Linked DNA regions of Homo sapiens: region 1 is linked to region 2. A link is a contact called in ENCODE Hi-C or POLR2A ChIA-PET data. All regions are on one chromosome and are shown on one strand. The core of a region is the stretch at or near the end of the contact, and the rest is flanking DNA. Distances in the headings are between cores, read along the strand shown. Region 1 holds the start of TTLL4 (tubulin tyrosine ligase like 4). Region 2 holds the start of SPAG16 (sperm associated antigen 16).

Region 1 (6,366 bases), core at 640-3,139, 5.4 Mb before region 2:
TTTTTGTAAGGGAAGTTTTAGAAAAAGAGTTCATTGGGGCCGGGCGCGGTGGCTCACACCTGTAATCCCAACATTTTGGGAGGCCGAGGCGGGTGAATCACGAGGTCAGGAGTTTGAGACCAGCCTGGCCAAGATGGTGAAACCCCGTCTCTACTAAAAAATACAAAAAATTAACCGAGCGTGGCAGCATGCGCCTCTAATCCCAGCTACTCCGGAGAATGAGGTAGGAGAATCGCTTGAACCCAGGAGGTGGAAGTTGCAGTGAGCCAAGATCGTGCCATTGCACTCCAGCCTGGGTGACGGAGCAAGACTCTGTCTCAAAAAAAAAAAAAAAAGTTCACTGGGAAGCTGAGGATCTGGAAATGTATTCATGTTAAGCTAGACGTGCAAGTGTATCCCTTGGAAGTCTACAACCCTGATTACTCCAGCTTGAAAACCACTGCTCCAGGGATATAGTTCTAACTCAGCAAAACATCCAAGGCCCTTTGTGATCTAACCCCTATTAACTTCACTCTTTCTATTTGTTACTGGATGGCTCCCTCCAAATCTAGCCCAGGTCTGTCAAACTGTTTCCAGTTCTCTTTTCAGGACTTGCTGTCCCTTTCCTAAAGCCACTGTGTATCTGGAATGTCCTCCCACCTCTCTATTCGCAGAAAACACTTGATAATTTTTCAAGGATTGATTCAGTCCAATATAAGTAGCTGCTAACTTTCTGAGCACAAAGTGGGTGGTTTAAATGCAAACAGTGTCTCAGTATTCAGTGCAAGAAACAGAAGGATGGGATGGAACACTGTCCCAAAGGGTCCCCCAAATGCTAAATCAACAGGTGCTGCAGTTAAAGAATAGGTGATTTGTAGTATCTGAGAAAGCAAAGAAGATTTCATCAAGGAAGGATTAAAATATTTCCGAGATCCAGAATGGGAATGTGAAGACCAGGAGGAATGGCAATAATGTCGTTTTCTAAGTAAGTCCGGATTAAGTATTTCCTGTTCTATCACAGCACACACCACAGTATGGCAAATGCTCGTTTACTTGATTAATAATCTCCTAGACTGTAAATTCCGTGAAAACATGCTTGTCCTATTAGCCACTCTATCCCCTCAATCCCTCCCATTGTACCCAGGCTCATTAAATATTTGTCAATGTTTACTAAAAATTGTTTAGTGAATGATTAAATAAAGGAATTGATGAATGAAGAATTAAATTCCACAGGATCTCAGATCCTGTTTGAATCTGTGGAGTTTAGGAACGTATTCTTCTACAGATACTGAGGATGGAGAAGTGAAAAAGCAGATATCCATGTTAAATTCGGCCCTGGAGCCTGCGAGGAGCTTGGGCTCACACCCAGAGGGAATTTAAACCTCAGCGCGGCAGGACAGAGGAAGCTCGGAGGCCATAACTAGGGGATGAGGCAGTGTTCGGGCACCCGGAGGCGAGGCCGACTAAGTTCGCGGGGCGTGGCGGAGAGGAGAAGGGCTCCGAGGAGGCGCGAAGTCCCGGCCGGGTAGGAGGCCGCGGCTCCCTGGCCTCCCGGGGGATGAGAGGTGGCGGGAGGAAGCGGGGCTAGGGTGAGAGTGGCCGGAGGGCTGGGGACCCGCGCGAAAGGACTCAGGTAGAGGGAGGTCGGGAGCGTGGGACCGGCGGAGTGTCTGGGGTCGGCTCCCCTGGCTCCGCAGCCGCACTCACCTAGGGGATCCAGCTTCGCCCCGGCTCGGCACCGGCTCCACGCTACTTCCTCCCTCGGCCTGCTGGGCTACCCGGCAGCCTCAGGCGCCCCTAGCAACCACGCACCGCCACGCGTGACAAGCGCACTCGGCCGCCAGCGCCGCTGCCGCCTGCCACACACCGCGCGCGCCCCCAGCGGACAGACCGAGAGTCTGGAAGAAGAGGGCGGGAGGCAAGCGCGGGGAATCTCGGGGGTTCTGGGGCCTGTAGGGGCGGGTCGTCACCTGACTCGCGCACGCGCAGTCCCTTCAGTGCGGTGGGATCCGGCGAGCGGAATTCTGGGAGATGTAGTCCCGTGGTTAAAGCTCTGAAAGGCTCCATTCGGAGCATCCAGGACTCTCTCTTTCTACTCTAATTCCACCTACTCCCTATGGACTGTTTTCTTTTTTAGAGACAGAATCTCGCTCTGTCGCCCAGGCTGGAGTGCAGCGACGTGATCATAGCTCACTGCGAACTTGAACTCCTGCTCAAGCGATCCGCCCGCCCCCAGCCTTCCGAGTAGCTGGGACTACAGGCACGCCACCATGCTGGGCTATTTTTAAATTTTTTTTCTCAGGACAGGGTCTCACTATGTTACCCAGACTGGTCTTAAACTCTTGGCCTCAAGTGATCCTCCTGCATCAGCCTCCTGGTCGCTGGGATTACAACGGGAGCCCCCACGCCTGGCCTGGACTCTTTGGCCTTGCCTCAATTGAAAATCAAAGGGCCCAGGCTCAGTTGAAGGATTTCTAGAAAAAGCCTTTGAGTTTGACCGCAGGAAAGGGGAGATTGCCCGATTCACTCTGCCTCCCTCTAACCCATCCTTCCCTAACCCCAACCCACCCAGCGGGGCAAAATTAAAACCACCTGCCTGCTTTATGGGCTTCAAGTGTGAACGTTAGGAAATACTGACTCAATTCCTTATCTCGTTAGCTCCCCAGGCAAGCCAGATCGCGCTCCTGCCTCAGATGTCCGTAGACCTGAGAGATTTGGAGATCTAAGAAAGCTGGAAGATGAAAGGATCTTTCCTAGGCAATTGGCTACAGAAATAAAGGGGACAAAGATAAAACTAATCTGATGAAAACAGTCTGGACCAGAGGAAGGATCTCAATAAATAACTTATTTAGTCAACAGTCGTTGATGGATGCTAAAAGTATTAGATAATTTATGGGAGAATTTTACACTGAAGGATGTACACTGAAGATAACCTACATGTACTAATCAATCTTAGATCACGAAACATGGGACAGCTGAGCATTGTTTCTTGATGTGATGCAATTGAACAGAAATATTTATGAAGTATAGCGTATTTTTGTAAAAAAAAAAGTTGAGTGACTCTAATCAAGTTTTGGCTGTAATTTCCAGTTAACAAGAAATAAAGAGAAACAACTGTATAACACTACAAGAAAGCAATCAAACAAATCCAGAATGTGAGCCAATGTACAGAATAAATGACCTCTTCTTCCTTCAACAATTTTAGGGTATAAAAATGAGGAGAGATGTTTTAGATTATAAGAGATTTAAGAAATATATTCAAATGTTGGCCAGGTACAGTGGCTCACACTTGTAATCCCAACACTCTGAGGATCACTTGAGGTCAGGAGTTCAAGACCAGCCTGGGCAACATGGTGAAACCCCGTCTCCAACAAAAAATACAAAAATTAGCCAGGCATGGTGGTGCACACCTGTAGCCCCCAGCTACTCAGGAGGCTGAGACAGGAGAATCGCTTGAACCCAGGAGACAGAAGTTGCAGTGAGCCAAGATTGTGCCACTGCATTCCACCCTGGGCAACAGAGCAAGACTCCCTCTTGAGAAAAAAAAAAGAAATATATTCAAATGCAATGAGTGCAGCTTGTTTGGATCCTGATTCAAACAAACTGTAAAATGACATTTTTGAGACTGAGAAATAAAAATTTTAAGTACCACCCCAACCAACTTAATGGACCCCATCGTGGCTAAGGGGACACTAGAGCAACCTTAAAAACTGAGTTCCCGGCCGGGCGCAGTGGCTTACGCCTGTAATCCCAGCACTTTGAGAGGCCAAGGCGGGCGGATCACGAGGTCAGGAGATCGAGACCATCCTGGCTAACACGGTGAAACCCCACCTGTACTAAAAATACAAAAAATTAGCTAGGCGTGGTGACGGGCGCCTGTAGTCCCAGCTACTAGGGAGGCTGAGGCAGGAGAATGGCGTGAACCCGGGAGGCAGAGCTTGCAGTGAGCCAAGATCGCACCACTGCACTCCAGCCTGGGCAACAAAGCAAGACTCTTTGAAAAAAAAAAAAAAGAAAGAAAAAAAAAACTGAATTCCTGGCTATGATGAGATGGGAAGTCCAACACACCTCAATATGCCCCTTCCTTATTAACCTTTAAACAGAATTCTTTCCTAAGGAGTAAGCAGAAACCAGCTCTAGAAATCAAGAAAGGGATGATTAATCCTTCATTGGTTTTAGAGGCCAGAACCAGACTCCCTACTCTTTGCACTTTCCTTTTCTTTTCTTTTCTTTTTTTTTTTTTTTTTTTTTGAGAAGGGATCTCACTATGTCACATAGGCTGGAGTGCAGTGGCATGAACACAGCTCACTGCAGCCTCAAACTCCTGGGCTGAAGCAGTCCTCCACTTGAGCCTCCCAAGTAGCTGAGACCACAGGCACAAACCACCACACCTGGCTAATTTCTAAATTTTTTGTAGAGACAAGGTCTTGCTATGTTGCCCAGACTGACTTCGCAGTTTCAAAATGACAGTTCATCAGTTTCACTATGCATCTCTTCCTAAAACTGACCATCATCTCCAGATGGGTTTTGGAGAGGATGCACAATGAGGGTTTTCATTTCCTGCGCTTTACCTTTTGACATCAGAGGGCTGAAAACTCCACCCTAGGATCATGCGAATGCAGCCGTTTTTTGCATATGCAACCCATGAAGAGGCATGAAGCTCAATTGTGCATGCACTTGTTTCTTTCATTATCATGACTCCTCCTATAGCTTATTAAATATGTGTATTTAGCCACCCCACTCTGTGTAAATTCCTGTTCCCTTTATCCCTCCCTCAAAGTACTTGCTTTCAGCTTCTGCCAGAAACTACACTTCCCAGCCTGTCAGAATGGCCACCTTGCAGGCTGCAACCCTTTATAAGAAGTAAAGCTCTCCTTTTCAAATTTATGAGCCCGAGATTCTTTGTTGTCAAGACTATGGAAAAATCTGAATAAGGATTGGGAATACTAAGAACATAGCTGATGTGCTAGGCCCAATGGCTCAAGTCTGTACTCCCAGCTATTCGAGAGGCTGAGGTGGGAGGACTGCTTGAGCCCAGGAGTTTGAGGCTGCAGTGAGCTAATACTGCACCACTGTGCTCCACCCTGGCAACCCCCTCTCTACAAAAAAAAAAAAAAAAAAAAAAAAAAGCAGCATAGACAATATTAAGAAACCACTGTTTATTCTCTTATTGTAGGGAGCTGAATGGTGGCCACCCATTCAAAAGATGTATCTGTGTCCTCATTCCAGGAACTTGTAAATATTACCTTATCTGGTTGAGGGAGTTTAGGAAATGCCACCCCAAAACATGACACTTTGGTATGTTGATTACTTTGGACAAAGGGCACAATAGCAGATGCAGTCGGGGGGTTTGTCTGAGTTCCTCCAAAAGGAACTCAACTGGTATGAATCCTTTCCCTGAGAATATTATCAACAGGGAAAAATAAACTCAGATCACAGGAGAGGAAACTGGAGGTTGACGCTGTGCCCAATCACCTATTCTCCTGAGGGCTACTGTGAGATCATTTTATTTCCTACAGAACAAGACCACTTTCATTAACCATAGAATTCCTCCCCTCACCATCCCATAACTTGAGTCTCCACCACCTCCCAGAAGTCCCAAGTTCCTATGCCTTTCTGTAGCTCAGGATGCTATATAAGCCTAGAACATCTGACCCTTCTTTGAGTCTCATATTTTGTAGGACACTTATGTGTATGTACAAAATTAAATGTGGTTTTTCTCCTGTTAAACTTTTTTTTTTTTTGAGACAGGGTCTCACTCTGTTGCCCAGGCTGGTGTGCAGCGGCATGATCTTGGCTCACTGCAGCCTCTGCCTCTTGAGTTCAAGCGATTCTTGTGTCTCAGCCTCCCAAGTAGCTGGGATTACAGGCATGCATCACCATGCCTGGCTAATTTTTGTATTTTTAGTAGAGACAGGGTTTCGCCATGTTGGCCAGGCTGCTCTCCAACTTTCAACCTCAGGTGATCTACCTGCTTCAGCCTTCCAAAGTGCTGGAATTACAGGCGTGAGCCACCATGCCCAGTCTTTTTTTTTTTTTTTTAAGATAGTCTTGCTCTGTGGTCCAGGCTGGAGGGCAGTGGCACGATCTGGGCTCACTGCAACCTCCACCTCCCAGGTTCAAGCAATTCTCACGTCTCAGCCTCCCGAGTAGTTGGGATTACAAGCGTGCACTACAATGCCTGGCTAATTTTTGTATTTCTGGTAGAGATGGAATTTCGCCATGTTGGCCAGGCTGCTCTCAAACTCCTGACCTCAAGTGATCTGCCCGCCTCGGCTTCCCAAAGTGCTGGGATTACAGGCATGAGCCATCACACCCAGCTGATAAATTTTTAAAAGGAATACGGTACGTAAAGCCAAAATATTGATGATAGTAGGGCAAAATGCT
Region 2 (6,323 bases), core at 160-2,659:
ATGAAAATCGTTGTTAAAGAGGAATATCACTGGAAAAGACTGCCTGTTACATCTACGAAAACAGTATAAAACCTCATTTATGACACTAAAGCACCCATATATTTCTTTCAAATTCATTTCAAGCGATTCAAATTTCTATTCCTGTAAAAGTCGTTTTTGCACCCAATAAAATACTACATATTTTCTTTAATCTTTCAGCTAAATTCTTCAAAGCTCTCTGTAGTGTGGATGTGTACTGAGCCTGAGTCAGGACAGGTTAATCGGCTTGTCAAAGCTCACGAAATGAATCATTGCTGGATTTCTGAAATCTTGAATTAAACCTGGAGAGGATTACAGTTGGACAAACAAATAAGATTTGGCAGATTTTGGAGTTTCCTTGGTATCTTTAAGAACTGAACAGATAATCATCTCTTTCTTACCTCCCTGAATAAAGGAGTTACATGTCTTTTTCTCATGAACCCTCCCCGTCTCCCTAGTAGGAATTAATCTATATAACTAGAGGAAAGAAGTTCTAAAGCCTTACACAAGAAATAGTGGACCTAATTATCCACACATTGTTATTCAATTTTTCTGGTACTTCCGATAAAAATCGCTAATCACCATCTGCTTTATTCCTAATATCTCTGAGCTGTGTAGCTCACCAGATCATTATTTATTTGCTCAAGAAAAAAAAGCAACTATACTATTAGTATTTATTATTAAGTAGTCAAACTTGGAACTACTCAGGAAGATAATGCTATCAAAACTAAGCATTTAAGCATTAACTGGACCATCGAACAGGATCGTGGGTTGGGTATTCTGAGCTTCAGCTCCTTAAAGTCCAATGGCAGAGGTCTTTCCCTAGTCTCCTAACGTTCCTCCGTTGAATTTATTGGGACGGCTTTCTGAAAGATTGAGGGCTTATTTAGGAAACCCATTATTTGAAAGGAGGGTTGAAGCAATTTGTTGTGCTGTCTTAACATAAAAAGCAACCCTCCATCCAAAATGTACTGAGTGGTTACTAAGTATGAGGCCTTGGAAGGTCTCCCAACTCTTCTAACAGGTACAGGACACCCTGGGCTACTAAGGGCGAGAAATTCAGTGAGTGGCTCTCAGGAAGACTGTGGTGGCAAAAACAGCACCTTGAAGTCCAACAGAGGCTCCTCCGGAGTGGCCCCAAGGCTCAAAAGGCGCCGCCAGTGGGAGGCCCTCGCCTTCGTCCCAACACCCATTACCCGCCAGCGCAGCGGGCCGCGCCTCCACGGGAAGGATACGTTCCAGGTAGTAGGCGCCCTCAGCCGCCACCGCGTCCGCCGTGTCCCTCGCGTCCCCGGCTGCCGTCAAACCCATGCCCAACGCCTCTTCCAGGACCCTCACGGCGGAGCTGGGCATCCCTCGCTGAGCAGCCATCTCTGGCGCTTCGGGCCCCCACCCCCAGCAGGCCCACAGCCGTCCCTAAGGGCAACAGCGAAGACGCTACCCAACGGCCCCCGGGAGCTCTCGCGAGATTCCGGCATCTCTCACCCCGCCCCACGGACCAGCCCCGGGCACGTAAGGGTTACCGGGAGTCCAGGGAGCTGTCGCCCTCCCGCGCCTCCCAGTTACCGTGGCAACGATGTTGCCTAGTTAACGCGAGAGCTCGGGCGCAGCTCTGGGAGCGGACAAGATACAGTAAACAATTGGCTTGCATTGCACCTTCCTACCCAAGCAGCTTGGTTTTCTTTCGCTTTGACCCTGTAATTTCTTTCCCACTTCGTTGTCGTCTCTGAATTACCTTTCTCTTGATTCTTGCCCATTAGCATCCTCCAATTTCAGATGTTTGTAGATCCCCAAGTGTTCCCAGGGAAAACTACTAGAAAAGGTGAGTTCTCAACACCTGGAATTTTTTAAAAAATGAAAAAATAAAGTTCTAGAAATCATAATAGAAAGACTGACCCAGGGGAGCTACCAGACGCTCCTCAGATGCTTAGCAATGAAGAACTATGGTGTTCAGCTTTGTCAATTCCTTTCTTGTGATCTTTAATGCATTTAGCTGGACATCTGTTTTGAGTTTGGTTCCATATACTAAGACTTGGAATAGTATTTGTAGCATTGATTCTCGCCAAGGTAAAAACAGTTGCATAAAAATTATGAGCTACAAATTTGGTCCTGACAAATGTATGCAGTTGACACTTGCCCCATCATGTATAGTCTTATTGCTGAGAGGATCTTCCTCAGGTTATATCGCGTATGTATCAGAAGCAAATTCAAGGCCCTTTTCTTTGCAAATATTTTTTTTTCCCTTAACTTTTATTTTAGGTTCAGGGGTACAAGTGCAGGTAAGCTCATGTCGCAGGGGTTTGGTATATAACTTATTTCGTCACCCAGGTACTAAGTGTAGTACCCAATAGTTATTTTTTCTGATCTTCTCCCTCCTCCCACTCTCCTCCTCAAGTAGGCCCCAGTGTCTGTTGTTCCTTCTTTGTGTCCATTTGTTCTCATTATTTAGCTCCCACTTACAACTAAGAACATGCAGTATTTGGTTTTCTGTTCCTGCATTAGTTTGCTAAGGATAATGGCCTCCAGCTGCATTCATGTCCCTGAGAGGACATGATCTCATTCTTCTGTGGCTGCATAGTATTCCATGGTATATGTGTACCACATTTTCTTTATCCAGTCCGTTGATGGGCATTTAGGTTGAATCCATGTCTTTATCATGAATATCAATGAACACGCATGTACATGTGTTTTTATGGTAGAACAATTTCTGTTTCTTTGGGTATATACCCAGTAATGGGATTGCTAGGGCAAATGGTATTATTTTTCATTCTACATTTCTTGGTGAAAACTGGAAGCCAGTGATCCTATAAAAGCTCCCATTTATTACCAAAAGGTAGCAGTAACTTCCTAAGGAGGTGTTTGAGAGTACGTGTGTCAGAGCCAGAGAGACAGCTTTCAGAGCCTGCTTCCATCACTTACTAGCTATGACACATTGGGCAAACTACTACTTAATGCCTCTAGGCCCCAGTTTCATCATTTGTAGAACAAAGACAACAATATTACCTACCTCAAAGTGCTGTTGCAAGGGGTAAAGCAACAAAAAGCATTAAGAACTTACTGGGAACATAGAAGACACTAAGAAATGTTAGCTGTTATTTCTATTAAATGTGTTTGATATTGTTTTATTTTTTAGAATAATCAAGGGTCACAGATATAATAGTCGGGTAATTCATTCCTGGTACCTATTCTTTTACTACCCTACTCTTTGTCCTTGACTTCTCACATCAGACATTTCCTGAGTACTCATTAAATGCAAGGAACAATTACAGGAGGCTGAAAATACAGAAGAATTCTGACATTGGAGAATCCACTGCTTTTACAGAAAGCTTTCTCTTTATTTCAGAAGAAGGCATTACCTTATCTCTCAAGGTTGTTTCCTATAAATCCAGCCTTAACAAATGACCTGGGTAAGGAGTGGTCAAGGCCTTACATTTTTGGCATATCCAGCAAGACATGTAGGAACACAAAAGACATGAAGGATGGTCTCTCAGAGCGATTACTGTTTACTTTTATTTGTTTTTGTTCGTTACAATGGCTCATCTATTTCTGACTTTTTAGATGTAGTGTGTGATCTTCTACAGATGTTTGTCTCCTGCCTCTTCTGTATGACCTTAATTAAGTTCTCTGAGCCTTAGTTTCCTGTTCTGTAAACCGGAGATTTTAGTACCTACCTTACTAAAGTATGAAGACTAAACGAAATATGTAGAAAGCACTTATAACCATGTCTGGTATATCAAATGTTTTCAGTAAATAATCGTTAATAAAATGTGCTTAAAATATTGAATGAATATGCAAGCTTAAATTAGATATTATATTTGGAAGAAACTTAAACATATAGAAACAACTTAAGATAAAAGTTAAATATTTTTAGAAATATGCAGCACTCAGCCAGGCACGGTGGCTCACGCCTGTAATCCCAGCACTTTAGGAGGCCAAGGCAGACGGATCACAAGGTCAGGAGATCGAGACCATCCTTGATAACATAGTGAAACCCCATCTCTACGAAAAATACAAAAAATTAGCCGGGTGTGGTGGCACATGCCTGTAGTCCCAGCTACTCAGGAGGCTGAGGCAGGAGAATCACTGCAACCCGGGAGGCAGAGGTTGCAGTGAGCTGAGATCACGCCACTGCACTCCAGCCTGGACAACAGAGCAAGACTCCATCTCAAAAAAAAAAAAGAAAGAAAGAAAGAAAAAGAACGAAATATGCAGCACTCAAAAAAGGGAAACAGTTTAATAGAGTCATATAAAATGAATAAATTGTGACCAATATCCACTGCTTAATGTAGAGGAGAAATGGGAAAAAATTCTTCTCCAAAGAGTTCAAAAACAGAAGACTTATGACTGAAATAAGTATCATTAACTACACTCCTCAAACAAATAAAAACCTGTAAGTCTAATTCTGTGAAGTTTTCAAGTAGCCAAAATTTTAATTCAGAGTTACTATTTTGATTATATCCATTTCATGGATTTCAAAATTGGAAGTCACCCAAGATATTTGTGGTTCAACTACAATTTGAAACACATTTCACAGGGACCTAAGCAGAAGTGGTTTTAAAAATTCCAATTAAAGCTATGTTAACATTTTCTTTTGTAAACCTTTTGGTCTCTACGATGGTTTGAAAAGCAATGAAATAAAAGCAAAAAATAATTTTAACAAATATAAACAGAACCAATAATTGCCTTCAAGTAAAAACTTGATGCAACCTTTTAGGAGGACTGCTAATATCTTTAAACTAGTATGTATTTTCAAGGAACAAATTTGAAAATAAATGTGTTACATTTGAATTTTTATTCTGTTAATAACTAGTTTAATTAAAAAGAAGTATGAAAGCTTTACTGAGAAAGAACAAAAACTTCAGACCACAGTAATTGTTTGGTTTATAATGCCTTTGCATCCTATAATATTTCCTTTTTAATATACTGCACAAACTTCCTTGGAGTGGAAAAAAAGTGCCTTAATATTTTGATGAATGAACAGCAAACTATCTACTTTCCCTTTGAATGTGTTACTGAAAAAGGTAAATAAAGAAAACCAATGGAGACAGTAAAAATAAAGCAACAACCACAAAAGACAACAAATTTTATCTCCTCCCAGCCTAAATGCTCCGTTTATGTAAAAGTGAAATTATTTTAAAAAGCAAAACCAGAAAGGAAGCTGACAATGGATGTACTCTTTTTATTTTTAGTTTTAAAGCAGAAAATAATTACATGCAATAATACAGTAAAGTGCTATTCAATTTTCAGAAGTTACGAGCATTCATTTGCTATAGATAGAGCCCAAGCCATTTACTGATGCATCTCTTTATAAAAGTAACTATCTTATTTTCTTTCAAGACTTCACTGTAAGTGGTGGCCAATTTTAGATTTCTGAATTCATAGAAGTAGTACTAATTGACAATGGTGGAAAAGTATCATTTCAAACATACAGCATATATATTTCACTTTTTCACCAACAACCACTGAAAACTCATTTCTCTAGTGTTCTGAGCCCATGTAGTTCAAACAGGGTCAATCCTCTGTCTCTGGCAAGGAACATATGTTCCAGGTTTAACCCAAAAGAATATCTCATTATTCTTGGCTACTGTGATCAGTTCTGAAGTTGGTATGTGTCTTAAAAGGAGCCAAATTAGATTTGGTAAGAATTTGTTGGAAATTTTGGGAGATTCGTACTCTGCCCCTTGGGACTTAGTTCTGGAGTTGCTCCAGCATGATTGCAAGTATGAAGAAATTATCTATCTAAGAATTGAGTCAGCATGGAAGACCTGAGTGAAGAAAGAGAAAACTTAAGCCCAGATACAATGACTTAAACCTGTATATACACACATTTATTTCTTTGCTCTATAAGCTAGAAGCAAGAACACCCCCATTACAATGAGCACTTCAGATTTTAGATGTTAACACCATTTTCTAATTAAAAGGATAGAGGGCTCCTTGGAGAGATGGCTGGTTTTAGGGCTTGACTGGGAATAAACAAGATGAGCCTAGAGGATCTTACAGTTCCAGAAAGTAAAAAAGATCCCACCTCTAAAAAAAAAATCTCAAAGTGATGGACATAGGTCAAAAGGACACAGCAGCCAATTGTCCTAGGTGAAGCTAGGACAATTTGAGCAATCAAATTAATAAAGTAGTACTGAAATATAACTCAAAGTATAAAAGAAATATCTGTGAGTCCATACTGATACAAATAAATGATTAAATGATAAATAAATGAATGGAGAAGAATGGGAAAATCTCCCGTGATGAATAATTTCAAGTAATTTATGTAGATACTCTACATTCCAGGAGATGGAGCATAGCTGCAT

Evidence for each region. Hi-C counts contacts between places; a loop is a spot of excess contacts on that map. ChIA-PET counts read pairs that join two places held with the same protein, here RNA polymerase II (POLR2A). Pooled maps may share reads with other maps.
Region 1: a loop to region 2 is called in a map of naive thymus-derived CD4-positive, alpha-beta T cell, with 21 times the contacts of the local background. The contact joins the promoter of TTLL4 here to the promoter of SPAG16 in region 2. A Hi-C loop is called at or near these places in 1 of 168 maps with a recorded cell type or tissue (naive thymus-derived CD4-positive, alpha-beta T cell) and 3 of 50 pooled maps. POLR2A ChIA-PET finds 5 or more read pairs at or near these places in 1 of 52 experiments (OCI-LY7).

Annotation. Positions count from the first base shown.
Region 1 is chr2:218,706,358-218,712,723 of GRCh38, reverse strand. TTLL4 (tubulin tyrosine ligase like 4) reads right to left here and starts at 1,889. Exons shown (of 20, transcript NM_014640.5): 1 at 1,687-1,889. LOC124907983 (a long non-coding RNA gene) reads left to right here and starts at 1,240. Exons shown (of 2, transcript XR_007088089.1): 1 at 1,240-1,504; 2 at 2,638-3,122. RefSeq lists silencers at 1,498-1,547, 1,558-1,607 and enhancers at 1,988-2,087, 4,313-4,362.
Region 2 is chr2:213,279,550-213,285,872 of GRCh38, reverse strand. SPAG16 (sperm associated antigen 16) reads right to left here and starts at 1,409. Exons shown (of 16, transcript NM_024532.5): 1 at 1,254-1,409. The coding sequence starts at 1,389. It overlaps SPAG16-DT (SPAG16 divergent transcript), which reads left to right and starts at 1,664. Exons shown (of 3, transcript NR_161186.1): 1 at 1,664-1,840. RefSeq lists enhancers at 1,007-1,086, 1,157-1,206, 1,247-1,376.